Regions from separate parts of the Mus musculus genome. Here region 2 is linked to region 1. Evidence: chromatin loops called from intact Hi-C (ENCODE). Cell type or tissue: heart. All regions are shown on one strand. Each heading gives the region's core, and the rest is flanking DNA. Links, peaks and the distances in the headings are about the cores only.

Region 1 (9,856 bases), core at 2,389-7,388:
GTGGCAGGCTTTATTTTATTACTCGAAAGCTCTTCGGAGAATGCAGGACAGTGGTGGCGCACACCTTTAATCCCAGCACTTGGGAGGCAGAGGCAGGCGGATTTCTGAGTTCGAGGCCAGCTTGGTCTATAGGGTGAGTTCCAGGAGAGCCAGGACTGCACAGAGAAACTCTGTCTCAAAAAACCAAAACCAAACCAAACCAAACCAAACCAAACCAAAAACAACGCTCTTGGGGGACAGCGGGGGTGCCTGTGAAGTCAAACACTTGCTCGCTGCAGTCTTGAGCTCATATTAATGAGTTAAATGTTCAGCATATGTTTGTACCTCACTATACTGAACATGCTGGTCACTTATAATAAATAATATCTAGGCCACTTGCCTGTGTTTGAGAGTGAATATTCATATATCAATAATAAGAAGGGTACAGCTGTAAGCCATCCCATTCCTCTGGTTAGACATAAGAACAGCCTGTGGTTAGAGTCCACCAGGGTGCACGGGTCCAGGATATTGATGTGGGAGCTCCTAGGCTCTGTCTGCAGATGCCTTGTCTCCTGACCCCATAGCTCTGCCAGTGTGACAGTCTCTTCTGCTTATTGCCTTTGATGTGACTGTCCCCACTCTAATGTGTTATTCTGTTGAAGACTGACATGTGACACCCTCCTCCCCAAAAGGGCAATAAGTATCTGGTCCCTTCACATTGCTGTCCCCCAGTTCTTCCTCTTAAAAATAAATCTCATTTCATTTGTTTTATGTGACTGTGAAGGTGCCAGTGGTGCACATATGGAGGACAGGGGACAATTTGAATATTCTGTGCCCAGCACCCAGCTCAGTAAGAGTGTGGATTGTACATTAGCTAGTAATTTCATCGAGAACAGGTGTGGATAGGCAGCCTGTAGGGACTCAGCATTCTGTTGTTTTCTCAGGAACCCTTTGGGGACGTGACAGAGAGGAAGAAGCTTCGGGCTAAGCTCCAGTGTAAAGACTTCAAGTGGTTCTTAGATACAGTGTACCCAGAATTGCACGTGCCAGAGGACAGGCCTGGCTTCTTTGGGATGGTAAGTGGTGGGTCATGGTGGAATGGATGTTTGCCTTGTGTCTGAACCACAGTCCTGGGGAGGAATTCCCCATTTGTGAGCACCCCAGACCTCCCCCATTTTCACCCCTCTGGTCTGATCATGTATGTACCGTCCTTTCCTCTCCCCTTGGGCATCTGGGCCCTGGGTCCGCAAGGTCAGGACTGGAAGGCACCTGGAAATTGTCAGGGGTGAGCTACTGTTTGTTGTTTAATTAACTGGGATGTCTTGCTGCATGTGGAGATCGGAGAACAGTTCTCAGGAGTGGCTTCTCTTCTGTCACTCTGTGGGACCCGGGGACCAAGCTCCGGTCATTAGACCTGTGTGGACATGCTTGCACCCATTGAGCATCTTGCCAGTCAGTTAATTGTGGGGAATGGGCATGCATATGTGGGGTTTCTGTGTCTTAGTTTTTGCCAGTATTTTCAGATTACTTGGCCTGGCCAGTTAGTGATTTGTGGCCCTTAGAAACAACACAAGCAATAGCAGAGGCAGAAGATTCCCTTCCAGTCATCCAGAATATGTAGAGGGAAAAAAAAAAGAGGCCAAACAAGGCGAGAGTCTTGATTTTGCTAGGAGCTGAACCATCTCCCTATGGGCTAACTGTTGCCTATCTGAGATGCTGCTGTTCCATTTTGGATAACTATGAAGCCAGGGTTTAGTGTTAAATTATGTTTTCAAGGTGAAAGTGTTCAAATGTACCAAAACACAGGGAATAGTGTAATGAGTCCTGTGTCTGTGATTCTAGAGTCGTCAAGATTCTCTTCCTCTTGTTTCCTCTATCCTGTCCTGCCTTGGTGCTTTTGGCTATTGGTGTCCTGTGATTTCCTTCTGTACTCTCAAGTGTGCACAACCTGCCACGTAACCACTAAGCCTGCCACATAACCACGAAGCCTGCCACGTAACCACGAAGCCTGCCACGTAACCACGAAGCCTCGCTCCTGTTCACTCTGCCACTCAGCGCACACTCCTCCATTTCTCAGGGTGCTCTGTGGGTGGTTGCAGATTCTAGTGGGGATCCACACACTGTGTCGGGCTGTTGCAGCTTGCTTTGGAAGGCTCCATTAGTCTGAGCCACACCTCCTCATTTTCTCTGCCATGACTGCTTTTACCCCAGTCTGGTTGTGTGTGTACTGTTTCACTCGTGGCACTGTCTGTAAGCTAGACCTCTCTCCTCTGTGTTTCCTAACCGTGGAAGTGAGGCCACACCCAAGATTGTGCTAGGGCAGCAAGAAGGCTGTGACTGAGCAGTTAGAGGTGCAAGCTTTTAGGCCAGATTTGTTGTCTTAAAGTTTGGCCAAGTTCCCATCTGTTGTTAGCATAGGAAAACATTATAGTGACTGGAAAGAGCTGGGCAAAGGGACAGGGCTCCTCTTTCATTGTGTTCTTCTCTCTCCTTGTGTGGAGTCCTTTTGGTGTGTGGAAATCTAGACTGAGGTGCTACCTCTGTGTCTTGTTTAGCTCCAGAACAGAGGCCTAAGAGGGTACTGCCTTGACTACAATCCTCCCAATGAAAACCATGTTGAAGGCCACCAGGTCCTTCTGTACCTCTGCCATGGGATGGGTCAGAACCAGGTAGGCGTGGGCCTTGATGGGGAGGGGCAAGCTTCTTTTAAAACACTTTTTAAAAAATATTTATTTATTTGCCTGTGTATGTGTGTGTGTGTGTATATACCTACTCTCTCTCTCTCTCTCTCTCTCTCTCTCTGTGTGTGTGTGTGTGTGTGTGTGTGTGTGTGTAAGTCAGAACGGTGGGGGTCAGTTCTCTCTTCCCTCCATGTGGATCCCAGGGACAGGACTCAGGTGAGGTCGTCAGAGCCTTTACCCCTCTCACTAGCCCTCTGCACGAGTATCACTCAGTGGCAGAGCACTAGCCTAGCATGTGGGATTCACGGTGTCTGTTACTTTGGATGTGTCATGGCAGAAAAAAATCCAGGAGTAGAGACTTATCTAGGTTTAAATAAGAGGTCAACTTAGTACCTCAAGATACCTGGAACCGTAATACAGGGTCATGGCAGTGGTGGTGTGGGGTAGGGGTGGTGCTCTAACCCACCCTCACTTATTTCCAGTAGAGAAGTGGTTCTCAGCCTTCCTAATGCTGTGACCTTTCGATACAGTTCCTCATGTTGTGGTGAGCTCCAGCCATAAAATTATTATCATTGCTACTTTATAACTATGATTTTGCTACTGTGATGTGAATGTCTGATATGCAGGTTGAGAAACTACCGCCCTAGATAATCTTGTGCAGGGCATCTTCCTCCACATCACAAGGTAAACTGACATCTGTTGGTTGTTAAACTGTTGTTAGTTTTTCGAGTATACGACCCGGAAAGAAATACGCTATAACACCCGCCAGCCCGAAGCCTGCATCACCGTGGAGGACGGGAAGGATACCCTTGTCATGGATCTCTGCCGAGAGACCGTCCCAGAGAACCAGGAGTTCATCCTACAGGAGGTCAGTGAATGCAGCTTTCGGTGCCATCGGCCCAGGTCTGTGCGCCTGTGCGGAAGCCAGGTGTACTCTCTAGCCTGGTCCCGGTGGGTCTCAGACACTGGAAACTTCACTTTGACCCTGGGGGAATGACTGTGAGTGTATGGCTTCTGGTAACAGTGAGGCTTTCTTCTTTTTCAGTCTTTTACGGTATGAGCTGCTGTGGGTTGTAATAGAAAGTAGAGTTGACACTAATGTGTGGGGGTGAGATGGGTATATGAGTGTCGTAAGTGACCCAAGTGCCAGAACATGAGGTTAGACCCAGGCATGACCCACCCTTCTTCTCTGAGCATCATTTCACCTTGCTCTGAAACAGGCTTGATAACAGCAGCCTTGCTCTGCTCCGGGAAGGACTTAGAGATTCCCGGGACTTCCTGTGGAAGCTGTGAGGGCCTGTAGAGAACTTGTGGCTGCTTGGGATGTGACCAAAGAGGCAGCCTGGGATAGAGCTGGCTTTCCAGATACTGTTGATTGACCCATTTGTGAGCAGTCCAAAAATCCCATTCAAAGTTGAAATATATTTTCCTGTAGAGAAATAGAATAATAAGCAGTGGAGTTTACAGGCTCCCTGGAAGAGCTGCGGTGTTAACCCTGTGGTCTTATCCTGTTTGACTTTAAGAAGAAAGTAAGATCTGGATATGGTAGCACACTCCTATAATCCCAACACTCAGGAGGCTGAGGCAGGAGGATTGTGAGTTCCAGGGCAGCAAGATGTGTCTTAAAATAAAATAGTTTAGGAAAAATAATCCACACAGTCCACAATCTGTTGTCCTCTTCCTTTTGCATTTTTCTTCTACCCCCGCCCCCAACGATAGTACAATCTAGAAACAAGATTGGTCACATGCTGCATTAAGAATTCCACTGTAAGGCTGGAGGGATGGCTCAATGGGTAACACTCTTGGCACACAGGCATGAAGACTGGAGTTCAGACTTTCATCACCCCGTAACGCCCTGACAGGTCGCCTGGGAGGCAGTACTTAGGAAGCAGAGGGGTTCCCAGGACAGGCTGGCTAGCTAAAATGATGAGCTTTAGAGTCAGAAAGGGCCCTGTCTCAAGTAAAGAAGGTGGAGGTGTGATACCTTGTCATCTTCTGGTCTCTGCATACACATACATGTATGTGTAGACGCCTATGTGTGTGAACGTGCATAGCCCCCACACGAACAAACATTTTACCTTAAAGTTCAGTGATCCCTTTGGAGACGTGGGTTTGTGTAGAAGGCTGGCCAGAGAGATGCTGTAGTGAGTCCCTTACTTTTAGCTTCCTCAGGGGGAAACTTGGAGAGCCATGGAAGTGTGGGGGTTAACAGCATCTAGCAGTTTGCAAAGCCTCTCCCTCGGAACCAGGAGCCTATGCATTGTCACTTTTGGCTGCTGGCCCCTTGTTATGTTCCTTACACTACAGAAGAGAGAGGGGCAAGATACACAGCAAAGAGAGGCTCTCCATGCCCACAGCAAGTATTGAGGAAGCAAGCTGGCCGTTAAAGACTGCCATGACCTGGGATGTGAGACTGTGACCAGGCTGAGAACAGGTGACCTGTGGACTCAGGTCCCTCACCTGGATATGCTGCCACCAAGTTAGAAGGTCACGTGATGCTGTTAAACGGCTCAGGAGAAGGAAGTCATAAGGTTGGAGTTAGGTGATGGAGAGACATGAGGGAGGTCCATAAAGGATCTTGGCTGTGACTTCACTGAAGGAGGGGAGTGGTGAGGAGCTAGAGGCTCCCTCCCATCCTCTTCAGTAGCCAGCAGGTGGCGCTGTTTTGCATTTACTGACATTTACGAAATGCTAAAAGTCACTCCTTGGGGTCTTCAAAATCTGCCTTAAGGGAAATGTGGCTTTTCTGAGCAATCACTAAAATAATTTTGAACATAACAATGTTTTCATTTGTAGGATGGCACTTTAGTTCACAAGCACAGCAGGAAATGTGTGGAGGCCACAGAGAAGGTGTTAGACAACGGCTTTGCACCATACTTACGGGACTGTACCAACTCAGATAACCAGAGGTGGTTCTTCAAGGAGCGCATGTCGTAGTGCATCGCCTTGCCAAGGAAGGAGCCCTCCACGGCTGTGGACTGTGTGCCCAATGAGATGGACAGCGTACACGGTTGTCATTCGTGAATGTGCTGGGTGTCACAAGAGTGTGAATAAGCTTTGTACAGATTTTGAAAACTTTAAAAATGTCTCCTGGCATCCTGCTTTCTGAGGGCAATCCTAAGATGTTGCCTTTGGTATTTGGAAAGGATATTTTCCTATCAAGATGTGCATTTTACAATGGTGCCTTTTATTCTCATTAGCAAAAAAGGTAAATACTTTATTTTGATACATACAAAGCTTCCTGGGTGTTTGTAGCACATTTTACACAAACTGTTAATACCTCAAATGTTGAGTTAGAGTTCTCTCAGGGGGATGAGGTGGACACTAGAAATACTGTTGATTTCTTCAGGTGTGAGTGGGGTGAGATAGTCTAGATTCATACAATAAAGAATGCTTTTGCTTATGCGTTGATGCCACAGCCAAAATTCTATCATAATGTTCATTACTGACCAAACCAGGCTAACCACATCTGAAAGCTCAAAGAAGCTATAGGGTTTGCCAAGGCCCTATAAACTTAAGAGGGTATTTCCAGCAAGAAATGTAATGCTCTACATGAAACTCAACTTTTAAGCTTTTCCTTAAATAGCATTTGATTATTTAATAATATTATTTATAATATTATTTGATTATAGATATTATTACTTATAGTATTTGATTATTGAGAGTTGGTGATGAGGCAGCTGCTGTGGACATTGCTGGATAATTCAACCGTCTGAATGACTCCAGATCAGCTCCAAGAGCTCACCAACTTGGTGAAGCTAATAGGAACAATTAGAAATGCCACCAGTGAACTGAGGGTGTGGGTCTCTGGCTAGAGTGCCCGCCTTGCACGCATGAAGCCCTGGGTTAAATCCGCAGCACCCCATTTTAAATAATCAGCTTGACAGCGCACCCCTAATCCCTGCACTTGGGAAGTGGAAGCAGGAGAATCAGAAGTTTAGGGTTATCACTGGATACGCAGAGAGTTTGAGGTTAGCCTGGGCTACATGAGACCCTGTCTCAAGAAGACATCAGTCAGAAGGTAGACTGCAGATCTTATTTTCGTCCCCGTCAATTGCGAGAACACAAGTGCGATGGATTAAAAGCATCAGCGTATTTCTCTCGCTCTTCTCTCAGACATGTATGCTGAGGGTATCGCTCCTCAGAATCAGGTCTGCTTTGCCTGGACTGACCTGCTCTGTACTGGAGTTCCTGTGAGCGAGATGGAGACCAGGAAACTGGGTGTGGGGGCGGGAGCAGGTAGGGCTTAGCATGTGTGTGGGGGGTCTCTGAGATGTTATCTTTGAGATCCCCCGCCACCCTCTTTTATGTGTATGTAGCGTGTTTACATATCTGAGGCACATGTGTGTTGAGGTCAGAGTTTAAATCAAGGTGTCTGCCTTGATCACTCTCTGCAGACCTCCATGTCAGTCAGGCTTTTCTGTGGATGCTGAGGGTCCATCCTCTGGTCCCCACTCTTTGAAGGCAAGCACTTTACCCACTGAGCCATCCCACCCCTTTAGATTCTCATAATAGGCCCGTATAAAGTGCAAAGCACAGTGAGTGTCAGCAGGCGTTTATTCAGAAGCCAGTACAGGATAATGCAGATGTTTTCTCTCTGTGGACTAGGCAGCCCTTCATCAGTGTGGGGTGGGGTGGGGTGGCTTCTGCACAGCTCAGCTCTCATGCTGAGGCAGGCGGGGTATGGCCTTCCCCTTGTCTGGGGAGACTTGTGGGTCAGGGGAGGGTCCACAGTTCTGCTTCCCTCTGCCTTCTATAGTGTGGTTAGGTGGGCCTGGTGTAGCAGAGAGCCTCTCCCCAAACAGAGGAAAACAGCCTGGGTGGGCCAGACATGCAGTCGGCGGCATCCCAGACTGCACCCGGCGTGTGGGCGGCTGCACCTGTGCCTGTGTGCCTCAGAGGCATGGTGGCCAATTGGCTCTGCTTGAGGACTCTTCACTGATTTCTTCCACCAGGAGAAGTAAGCCTCAGGGTGTGGGAAGACCAGGAAAACAATATTCTCTTAGTTTTGAAGATGTTATAATATTTGAGGCGGCTTTCCCTTCAGTGATGGGTGAAGGGTCTAGAAGGCCACATGGATGTGAGGAAGTGCCTCCAGCTGTCCTGCCTGTGTGTTCCCGTCCCTAGTGTGTGGATGCAGTGCTGGTGTGCAGAGTGGCTGAGGCAGCTTGCTTTGGATCCTAGGGTTCTGTTTTGCTTTTCTATCTGTGACTCACAGAAGAGCATCAGTCCTAGCCTGCCCTTCAGGGACCTGGGTGTGTGATGATAGATGTTTAGGGTATGATTTGCATGGGTGACTCCTGAGTCCTGGAGGAGAGCCTGAGGCTCAAGTGTCCGACCTGTGAACAGGTGTCGCTCTCACAGGGCTCGTTCACACTGGCAGGTGGCTGTGGCTCTTCTCTCCCCCGGGACTAATAGAATCTACCATGACCACCATCGTCTGGGGGATCCCTGACCTGGAAAGAAAGAGGTTAGGGTTAGAAGTGTTAGCAAGTGGGCCATGGGAAGGAAATGGCATGAAAGGCAAGAAGCATCACAGATCCGGGGAGGAATGAGACATTAGGTAGGGTTCTCTAGAGAAACAGAACTGATAGGTGACTATGTAGATAGGTAGGTGGATGGATGGATGGATGGATGGATGGATGGATAGATAGATAGATAGATAGATAGATAGATAGATAGATAGATAGATAACTGATAGGTGAATATGGATAGATAGATGGGTGGGTTAGTGGGTGGATGGATGAGGAACAGAATTGATAGGTTAATATGGATAGATAGATAGATAGATAGATAGAGAATTGATAAGTGAATAGGTGTAGCTAGATAGGTGGGTGGGTGGGTGGGTGGATGAGGAACAGAACTGAAAGGTGACTATGGATAGATAGATAGATAGATAGATGATTAATTGAAAAAGTAGATTTATTAGAATGGCTTACAGACTATGGTCCAGCTAGTCCAACAATGGCTACCTCACTCTTCCCTGGCTAGTCTACCAATGGAAGGTCCAAGAACCCAGTAGCTGTTCAGTCCACGAGAATGGATGTCTCCGCTGGATTTCAGTATGCACTGGGATCTCAAAGAAGCGGGCTCTAATCCAAGTGAAGGAGTAGACCTGCCAGGGAGAGTGAGATCAGTCAGGCAGAGAAAGCAAGCTTCCATCTTCCATGTCCTTTATGTAGACTCTCAGTAGAAGGCGTGGCCCAAGTTAAGAATGGATCTTCCCACCTCAAAAGACCTAGATTAAAAAGTGGGTCTTCCAGCTTCAAATTATTTAAGAAAAACCCCTCACAGGTGTGCCCAGGCACTCGTTACTTCCAGATGTAATCAGGTGACAACTAAGAATAGCCACTGTCATGCCCATTTTGCAAACCTCCAGAGGCCACCAAGGAGCTGATTCTGATGCAATTGCACTGGGTCTTTATTCAAGCTCGAGTGCGGGCCACATTGTAGTCACTGATGCGGCTGGACAGGAGGGTGAACCCCCTTGCTTAGTTTCAAGCAACCTTTTGTTGAGGCAAGCAAACAAGCAAGGGGATTCCAGCCTGGCACACATTTTGTTGCGGGGCTATTACAGAATTTGTTGCCCTTTAGAATGATTGGCTGGTGCTGGGAGCCAAGCTGTAAACTTTCATAAGTAAATATCTTTAGGTACAACTGTAACTTTTGCTTTCCTCCTGATGCGTGGTTGTTAGGAAAGACCTGAAACTAGTGCTAGGTGCAGGCTTGTTGGTTAACTCAAGTTCTTTAAGATGGAACCTGAACCCAAGATGGAGTTGATGTGGTCTTTCAGCCAGAGGAATAGGGAGCTGGGACATGAACAGTCAATGAGGAGTAGAAAAGAATTGTGGTGTTGGGGCACAGGTGACTAAAGCCTTTGCTGTTATTCAGGGCATCTTAGCACTTTCCCTGCCAGCTTTGAACAGGTATGTTCAGAGTTGAGCCTCTTCTGCAAAGCCATACCGAGACAGGTGGTCTTCATAGCAGATCACCTTTCTACACTGGGTGTGGGGATCAGTGGGGTGAGTCTTACAGGAGAGTGGTCACCAGGATGATGGTTCTCATAAAATGATGAGAGTCCACTACAGATTCATCACCTACCTGCATGATGGCTTAAGTATGTCTTCTGGAGATGTCTCTGTCTCTCTCTCTCTGTCTCCCCCCCCCCCCCCCCGCCCACACACACATAAACTCAC
Region 2 (9,856 bases), core at 1,572-6,571, 57 kb after region 1:
TAAGAAAGCATATGGTGTAAGACAGTGATTGTCATTCTTCCAATGCCTCTGCCTTAGTTCCTGCCTTGAATTCCTAGTCTGACTTTCTTTCACAATGAACTGTAACTCTCAGAAGAAATAAAGCTTTTCATCTCTAAGTTGCTTTTGGTCATAGTATCTTATCACAGCAACAGAAACCAGACTAGGACACCAGCAAATGAAATCTTGGGATGCTTTATTCCAAACGTTTGTATTCCCCCATAAACTCATACATTGAAACCTAACCTCTAAGGTGATGTCATTAGGAAACAGGGTCTTTAGGAGGTAATTAGGTCCTAGGGGCTCCACCCTAGGCACAGGAGTAATGTTCTTCTATAGTGGGTGTGATGGTGTGTATATGCTCAGCCCAGGGAGTGGCACTATTAGAAGGTATGACCCTGTTGGAGTAGGTGTGTCATCATGGGTGTGGGCTTTAAGACCCTCATCCTAGCTGACTGGAAGTCAGTATTCTGCTAGCAGCCTTCAGATGAAGATGTAGAACTCTCAGATCCTCCTGTACCATGCCTGCCTGGATGCTGCCATGCTCCTGCCTTGATGATAATGTACTGAACCTCTGAATCTGTAAGCCAGCCCCCATTAAATGTTGTACTTATAAGAGTTGCCTTGGTCATGGTGTCTGTTCACAGCAATAAAACCCTTACTAAGACAGTGGGCTCCTGGGGTCATTTGCCTCTTCTGAAAAGCAAGGTGGGGCCATCTGCAGACTTGGAAGTGCTCCTCACCAGACAGGGCATCTACTTGTGTTTTGATCTTCATTTTCTAGTGTCTACAACCATGGAAAGTAAATGTCTGTGTTTTGAGATGTTAGATAAAGAGTATGCAGCTCCTTAGTTTTACTAGGTGTTACCTAAACTGCCAACGGCTTCTAACACAGCAGTGTCATGCTTAAGGCACATGCCCCAGGCTGCGTTCCTGCAGATATACGGAGGCACAGCCACGGGGCATTGTTAGTAGTTTCCTCTTCTGAAATAAGTTTCCAAATGATTTGATGACTTTTATTTTGTGAGTATGAGAATTTTGTCTGCATGCACGTGTGTGTGTGTGTGTGTGTGTGTGTGTGTGTTTGCATGTGTAGGACAACTTGTGACCCTGGAGGAGCATTGGTCACTGTCTTGCTCCCCAGAGCTACCTGCCAGCGGTCTGGGCCTTCCTGTACCAATCAGCAATCAAGGAAAGACATCTCACAGAATGTCCATAGGCAACCTGATGCAGGCGTTTCTCAGTTGAGGTTCCTCTTCCCATTTGATGCAAGCTTGTGTTGAGTTGATTAAAAAAAAAAAAACTAGCTGGACTGTTGGTCTCAATGATATAAAACTACACACACATGTGAACAAAGAGAGGTCTGAAACGGATGCCCTTCTTCCACTATGTGTGTCTCAGGAATTAAACTCGAGTCACCAGACTTGGTAGCACATGCCTCTACCTGCTCAGCTATCTTGCCTGTTTTTGTTCTTGTTTTGCTTTTTTGTTTGTTTGATTGTTTCCTTTTCTTTTCTTTTAAAAATAGAATTATTTTCTTTCCAGGCAGATAGAGAAGTCTGTTTAACACAGACATTTGGCCATTTCCTGTTTCCATTTATAAACCCTCCTGTGGATTCTCTGCTCTCTACCAAACAGACTTGTAAAGCTATGCTCACCTACACAGGCTCCTTTTCCTCTCCCATCTACCGTGATTTGGCTTAGGTGGGTAGAAAGGCTGACACACACTGCTGTGGGCATGTATGCTTTTTCTCCCATGTGCCCCTCTCATCTTGATGCGCTCTGGAGCAGGCTGGCTGCTCCTTTGCCTAGACGGCTTCTCCCATCTCCTTCCCACCTCCCTTGGGCTCTCAGCTGACGTCTCCCAGGGCACCTTCAGGAAGCGTCCCAAGTTTGTCCGAGATTCCTTTCCCACACTGCCCCAGTGTCTTTGCTCACAGTACACAGTTCTCAAGACCCTGTCCTGGAGTGCATCTCCCTGACTCATTAGACAGTAAGCTCCCTGAGAGCGGGGTCTGTGTGGTGTGTCCTGCATTTGTGGAATGACTCTGTGTGGTAGCCAGCAGGGAGGAAATGAGTCTAGATGCATCAGTAAGATGCGGCGTGGGAAGTGGGGGGAGCGTTGAGTGAATGTGTAAAGAATGAGCGAGGTCCTGGGTGAATGGGTACTGTTGATAGGAGCACAGCCATGTCAATAACCAATGCCTTAGACCCAAGGGAATCTGGCAAAATCGCCCCGCTGAGTCAGGCTCAGAGGAATGGCAAAGCTTTTCTCTGGTCCAAGTGTGAATATTGGCAGTGTGCAAAAACGAGAAATTACAGCTCCATCCTTCCAGATATTTATAGCCAGAGACCACTCATGTCTGGAAACTGCCTGCTGAGACAAGCTGGCCCATCCCCTTGTGCTGAGGGTCTTGATTGCTCTGTAGCTGGTACCACTCCATCCGAGCATTCACAGCCGCCAATCCCAGCCTTCCTCCATGTGTATCTGTCCTCTCTTCATTCTCTTTTGGCCACAGTCATGAAGGATGGGTAATGGGGAACCAACTGTTGGTCAGGCTAGATATGAGTTCAGTCACCCTCATATCTTCAGCGTTCAGATATGGGAACTGAGGTCTGGAGCTGCATACCTGGTCTGTATGGAGCCAGCTCTGCCCCACAGTCTCCCGAGGGCATGCTGGGAGACTCTCCCCTACGCTGTACTTTGAAGAAGTGGCTTACATCACAGTTAAAGGAAGTGTTCTGAGTCCCACTTCCCATAGTCAGGGATACCAGCCTCTCTTCTGTCCTATAAACCAGGAGCCTAAATGGCCCCTGTCCTATATGCTTGGAGAAAGCAAAAGCAAAGCTAATGATTTATATTGAAAACTGCTGTGCACAGGCATGACCTTTCAGGCCTTTGGAGTATGTGGTTGTAGGTAGCTTTTCCCATGTGTGCAGAGGCAGACTGAGGTAAGGCAGGGCACTCATAATCACCAAAGCAGAGATGGATTGGTCACCAATGATGGAGGGAGCTGAGTGGTATCCTAACCCTAACTCTCTGTGATCTGTGCTCTATTTCTGCACAGCAGAGAACTCCACAGAGGGTTGGCCTGGCCTTCTTGGAGCTGTCCTCACTTCATGGACTTTCTGGTCTTTCCGGTGTCCATCGTTTGCCTCAGGGTCCCCAGGTGACGTCAGTTCGAGCATCTGTTGGGCTGACTCAGGTGTCCAGGAGGAAAGAGCTTGGCCCCTTGATGGCAGCCGAATGAAGCAGCTGGTTCCCAGAAGGGGACCTCTAAACAGAGTTCCCAGGAAGCCCAGGCTGCTCAGGGCCGCCTATGGAAAGGGCCAGCAAGGACAATTGGCTACAGGGAATTTGATGAACACCATCAGCTGCAAACTCCCACAAAACAAACAGAGCTTGATCCAGAGGTCTGAATAATAGCCCCTCCACCAGATGGCTTGCAGGAGCTGTGCCAGAGAGAGAGAAAAATCCTCCTCTGCCCTGAATTTCTTCTTTGTTCTAGACCTGGCTCTTCCAGGATGTCAGTGGGGTGCTCCCGTGGGCCATCCATCCAGATAATGTCTTGTGCTTGGAGAGATTAAGGCAGCTGTCCCCTGATCAGGATTTGGGGACAGGGAACTGGACAAAGAAGCAGCTTCCTTGTCCCAGCGTGAATCACCACCAGCTGAAGGGATCACACAGCTGTCCACATCTGGGCCTGGAATGCTGGGATAAGAAGACTCTCAAAGAGCCCTAGCCCCCTGTGGTCTAGACCAGGAAGTTATAAGCAAGGCCACCCTGCATGAAGGCAGACCCCCTGGCCACCTCAGGTCTTTCCTTTAGGTTTGATCTACCAGGACCCAATGCCAGCTTGTCGCCCTGTTAAACTGGAGCTAAGCTTAGGGCAGACGTGGCCAGTACTCAGCCCCCTCATTGTCCCAAAGACAGTGGTATAGATCAAGGCCTCTGTGGTTTGAATCCTTGCTGTGTATCATGGACAACTTATTTGACCTCTCTGAGCCTCATTCCTACTTCAGAGAGAGTAATAGATTGATTGCAGTTTCAGTGCACACAGCAACTGTCCTATTCCATAAATGCCTTCAATGATCCATGGCCCAGTCATTACTGTTGTCTGCCCTTCCAAATGCAATCCTTTCCGGTCTTCCCTGAGTAGATTCCTGTGTCTACCAAATTTTAGCTACTCGGTTCTCCAGTACAGAGTTGGACTTGCTAACCAGCTGCAGACTCTGGAAGTGACAAGGGAGGGCATGGTTACAACTAATTTATATCAGGCTCCTCTGAACTGCCAGCTGGCTTTGAGAACTTTCTTTTCCTGGTAAGACATAAAGCCACTTACAAAAAAAAATCTTTACTACTACAGTACATTTATTAACCTGTGTGAAGCATCCAGTACGTCTGCAGGGATAAGCCAGGGTTTGCTGTACTAATGACTCTTCAGTGAGGAAGTTATCCAACAAAAGTGTTTCCACCCTAGAAGGTTGCCAGGTCTCTGTCCATACTGGCCTTTAGCAACTCGGTGTTCACCTTCCAGACTGCTGTTAGTCACTACAGCAGAGGGGGAGATGAAGGAGAGTCACACAGCTCCTCTCCACTGCACCCGCCCATTCTGTTGACCGGAGAAGACACCTAGAGCTTCATGTAGGGGAATAATCAGAAACTCTAATGAGTGGTGCCAGCCTCAGCCACACAGAGGCTCAGTATCTTGACAGAGTGGAGGAGACCCTGCGGTAAACAGAACTTTGGAATCTTCCACCCTGACATTCACCAACAAGAATGGTTACCAGATGGTTTCAAACAGAAGATGCCCTGACATTTGCAGGAAGCCATTCCTTGCCTCTCCCTTCGGTCGGCTTCAGTGGGCCTCGGCTGCCAGTGTACCAGGGATGTGTTTAGCGATGTGTGGCACTGCTGACCAGTTCTAAGGGGCTACAAAGGATTTTGAACATATGTAGCTATTGTCTTGGGTGTGCTCAGGTTAGCACCCAATCTACTTCAAGGGTGGGCGATTACTATATTTAAAGAGGGTTTCTTTTTTCTTTTTTTTCTTTTTTTCTTTTTCTTCTTTCTTTCTTTCTTTCTTTCTTTCTTTCTTTCTTTCTTTCTTTCCTTCCTTCTTCCTTCCTTCTTCCTTCCTTCCTTCCTTCCTTCCTTCCTTCCTCCCTCCCTCCCTCCCTCCCTCCCTCCCTCCCTCCCTCCCTCCCCCCCCTTCCTTCCTTCCTTCCTTCCTTCCTTCCTTTCTTTTTTTTTTTTTTGGTTTTTTGAAACAGGGTTTCTCTGTGTAGTCTTGGCTGTCCTGGAACTCACTCTGTAGACCAGGCTGACCTCGGACTCAGAAATTCGCCTGCCTCTGCCTCCCAAGTGCTGGGATTAAAGGCGTACACCACCACGCCTGGCTAAAGAGGGTTTCTTGTTTTGTTTTAGATTTCAAACGTTTACCTCCTCCCACCCCCACTCCCCATTTTTAAAGATTTCAGACATCTTCGTTTCTTTAAAGATTTTTTTTTTATTTTTAATTTTGTGTCTGTGTATGGGTATGTGGGTACCAGATCCCCTGGAGCTGGCAGTTGTGAGGTGTTGGACGTGGGTACTGGGAACTGAACGGGGGTTTCCTGTAGGGGAAGCTCTTCTGCTTCACTGTTGAGCCATTGCTCCAAACCCACAAATCCTATATTTAATCTTGATCACATTTAGTTGTCCCAATGATTTTTCACCTTCTCTTCTGTACTTTTTATTTCCAGCCCTAGAGGCCACCCAATCTGAATTCAATTGCAATTGATATTTACCATAAGAATTTATAACTAGTGGTGTGTGTGTGTGTGTGTGTGTGTGTGTGTGTGTAGCCAAAGGTATCTTGGATGTCATTCCCAGGAGTGCTGCCCACCTCCTTTGAACAAGGTCTTCCATTGCTAGAACTACATTGGCTGTCCACTAAGCCCAAAGAGTCCTCTTGTTTCTTCCTCTACAGTGTGGACTACAGACTATCTATCACCCCTGCTATTTTTATGTGGCATCTGAGGCTCAAACTTAGCTCCTCATCCTTGCAAGGCAAGCACTTTGTTAACAGAACTAGCTTCCCATCTCCACATAATAACTTATCTTAGTCTTATTCAAAACTCTGAAACCATCTTCCACCTACCTAGTAAACCTCACTACATCCCTACAGTTACTACAGAACATTTATGTTATTCAGAGATATGAATTGGCCTGTCCAACGAGGCAGTACACAAATATTAAAGTCAGGCTTTTGAACCCATTTCTGGTGTCAAACGCTGTGGCTTTTCCTTAATCTCAGGGTGACTACGGATTTGGACAAAGAGGCTGTGATAGTTTGTATATCCTTGGACCAGGGAGTGGCACCATCTGAAGGTGTGGCCTTGTTGGAATAGGTGTGACATGGTTGGAATGGGTGTGTCACTGTGGGTGTGGGTATAAGATCCTCACCCTAGTTGCCTGGAAGTCAGTCTTCCACTAGCAGCCTTTGGATGAAGACATAGAACTCTCAGCTCCTCCTGCGCCATGCCTGCCTGGATACTGCCACGCTCCCACCTTGATGATAGTGGACTGAACCTCTGAACCTGTAAGCCAGCCCCTATTAAATGTTGTTTTTTTATAAGACTTGCCTTGGTCATGGTGTCTGTTCACAGCAGTAAAACCCTAACTAAGACAGAGGCCCTGTTTGGAAAGAGGGTGAACTCCGCTCTGGAAATCTGGAAAACTCAAGAGAGAAAGAGGAGGCTTCTCCTCTCACTGTCACCCTGCCAGCCAGGACGTGGAGCCTGCCATATCCAGCTCTCACTGGGATGATTGGGGCACTCGTTTGAGGAGCTACAAGGCCAAAAGTTTGGGTTAATGAGGCTTTTATTCATGGATAAACATCCCGCAGAGCACTCAGCAGTTGGCAAAGTCAGCCTGCTCCAGTTGGGCCTCAGACCATGAGATTCCCATTAATGTGCAGTGCATGACAGGGTGAGGTATGTATTCACATGTGAACTGCTTGTGTGAGGGTGTAATGTATACAAGCATGTAGGCTGAATCATTTTCTGTGCAGGGTCCATGTTTTTTTTTTTTTAGCCATTTTCTGGTATAAGATCACTAGATAAAATACAGGATGCTCAGATATGTTTGAATTTCAGCTGAGTAATGAAAAATTTTTTGTTAGTGTAACTGAATGAAAAAATAAAAAGAAAGAAAAAGGACCATGACTGCTCCTAGGTATGGTGGAGGAAGATGTTTATTATAGATATGTGGGAGAGCATAGCCAGAGGCAGGAACATCTGGGAGAGCACAGAGTGAACATGACCAGATTGAGCTGTGCCATGTAAGGAGAGGGGGGAGGGGGAGGGGGAGGGGGAGGGGGGAGGGGAGAAATGGGAACCAGGTATAGCAGCCAGGAGGTCCAAAGGAGAGTAGGCCCAAAAGACCAATTAACCAAAATGGCTGGACTATATAGGGAAGGGCAGCTCAACCTCTGAGCTGGAGGAGTTCAGGGTAGGGGTGCCAGTCAGGAGGCCCTGTAGCAGGTAGGGACAGAGGGATGCTGCGAGAACCTGATGACCAGAGTCTGCTTTGGTATGGTTAATAAGCCCCTCAGCCATTTGTCCCACATTTGTAGATCTAACAGTAAGTCTGATCCCAGGTGTTCTATAGACATCTTTATACTTAAACAAACAAACAAACAAACAAAAAGCATTAATCTGAAAATCAGTTGGAACCAGTGTCCTTGTTTTCCCGGCAGGCAGACCTCCAAGTAGGTGTGTCTATGTCAGCATCTCAGGGCTCATGAGTGTGTATATTTGTGCTGGAGTCCCTGAGTGTTCACAGGAGTTTGTGTGCTCATGGACCTGATAAGGAGTCGCAGATAGAGCCAACATCCCCACTACCCCTAACACATCTCCTCTCAGACCAACTTCTTAGTGTAAAAGAAATCAGGACGGGCTGTGATTCGAGGCCAGGCTAGCACCTGACATGGCATGTAACAGACATTCCAGGATGTGTATGGCATAAATGAGTGCGTGCGTGGGTGCATGTGTGTGTGTGTGTGTGTGTGTGTGTGTGTGTGAGAGAGAGAGAGAGAGAGAGAGAGAGAGAGAGAGAGAGAGGGAGAGAGAGAGAGGGAGGGAGATGGGGGCAGGAGTAGGAGGAGGGTGGAGGAAGAAGAGAGGGAGAGGAGCCTAGGAATGAGGCTGCCTGCAGCTATTTGGGGAACCCTTGAATTTGAGGTGACTGTAGGACTTCAGTGTCCAGCAAGGCTATGGCCCTGGGCCAGCTCATGCCAGAGGTCTAGGCTGGAGAAAGAGATTCAGGGGTGTGGCTGGGACTGAAAGGGAGATGGAAACCCTAGGAGAGAGGCAGTGATCCCATCAGCAGAGGACAAGGTGGACCAGGCAGGCAGTGGCCCAGAAGGAGGCTTAGGGACAGCAGCATTTGGGAAACAGGAAGAGAGAGTCTGAGAAGGTCACAGGGCTGCTGGGAGCTAGATGAGATGCCCACATGCTTGGTCGTCCCGAAGGCCCAGACAAGGGGTGATTCAGAGCAACACCAACGAGGAGACACTGGCCATTGGGTCTGGCAGAGCCTTGGGTCTTTGGACTCGAAGCTGTGCAGTGTTAATTCTTGAGCTTCTGGGTCACAGGGAGTGGGGTAACAACAAAAATCCAGGGTGGTGGGGGTAGGGATGAGGGTGCTCAGAGACACAGGGGTAGGCGTAGAGTGAAAACATGAAATATTCTGCCCAATGGGCTGGATGCACAGCGGCATTCCATGCCCGGGTAAAGCTCTATGCTGAAGTAGTGTCTAGCAAATGACAGTATAAAGAGAGCCTAGCATGGTGCCAGGTATACATTAGGCGCTTCATAGATGGTCCGGCTTCCTTTTCAGGGTGTAAAGGCTCCTCGGGAGGCTCTAGAAAATCCCTCCCAGAGTACAGATTTTCTCCTTAGGGAGTCAGATTTTCCTCTTTGTTGGGAAGACCTGTCTTTTCTGCCATTAAGTCCCTGGGAATTTCAAAGGCACCGGGCCTGACAGCTTTCTGTAGTTGAGGAGACAGTGGAGTCTGAGTGAACAATGGTGGCCCTAGGGGACAGCTCTGATCAGGGTCACCCCTCCACGAGCCTCCCCTTCCTTCCGATGCAGCCTTGTCATCTGCTGGGAGCCAGGGGCTTCTCATGGGGCTGGCTCACAGTGTGTGCTGTGTAAATGTTTGCCCTGATTATTTTTGTTATTGCTGTCCCTGGGCCTGGTGTTTCCTGAAATTGAATCATTTCAGTGACTCTAACGTTTAGTTTATTTTAGTTAATCCAAACCTCAGGCTGACACCTCAGTGGCCCTAGGTTCCCAAGGCAGGGAAGACTAATTTCAACACAATCTCCTTCCCGTTCTTTGAAACCCTCACAGCGCAGGAGAAGGTGGGCTGGCTTCAAGAGGCCAATTAGTTTAGATAAACACTTGGCCTGTGGATATACATAGTCAACAGGCACCTTCCTTAGGTTCTGAGCATCCAGAGTCTATATATGCATTTGGCCATTGACTTAGCCACCTGATTGTTTCTTCCAATATGTTACACAGGCCAGTCTCTCCCTCTGTTTGGTTCACTACTACAAATCCATTGCTGGAACACTCTGTCACATGATAAGGGCTCAGGACATATTTGCTGAATGAATGAATGAATGAATGAGTGATGAGTTGAATGAACGATACCAGAGTGAGACACAGTCCTGGCTGTTCTAGAACATGTGGTCTAGAACACCTGTATTCCGTTCCCATCTCCCAACATCTACCTGAAGTCTACACCAGACAAATACGACTGCCAGGCGCTTGATAAACACTTCCCAA

Evidence for each region. Hi-C counts contacts between places; a loop is a spot of excess contacts. Peaks named below come from ENCODE experiments on the same cell type or tissue, not always from the same donor. Only the 100,000 strongest peaks of a DNase experiment are listed, where the experiment ranks them.
Region 2: it touches region 1 in a loop (2.7-fold over the local background); 3 of 42 quality-filtered maps call a loop at or near these places.

The regions. Positions count from the first base shown.
Region 1 is chr4:47,116,981-47,126,836 of GRCm38, forward strand. Galnt12 (polypeptide N-acetylgalactosaminyltransferase 12) reads left to right here. Exons shown (of 10, transcript NM_172693.4): 7 at 924-1,055; 8 at 2,535-2,648; 9 at 3,382-3,528; 10 at 5,457-6,063. The coding sequence ends at 5,597. Among named protein-coding and RNA genes, the nearest start is that of Gm52731, 10 kb to the left of the region's middle. In heart, for the core only: a CTCF peak has its summit at 5,308 (motif pointing right); no DNase peak of the experiment used is centred there; H3K27me3 peaks cover 274 bases.
Region 2 is chr4:47,175,124-47,184,979 of GRCm38, forward strand. No RefSeq gene overlaps it. Among named protein-coding and RNA genes, the nearest start is that of Col15a1, 28 kb to the right of the region's middle. In heart, for the core only: no CTCF peak of the experiment used is centred there; DNase peaks (open chromatin) are centred at 3,218 and 3,678; H3K27me3 peaks cover 464 bases.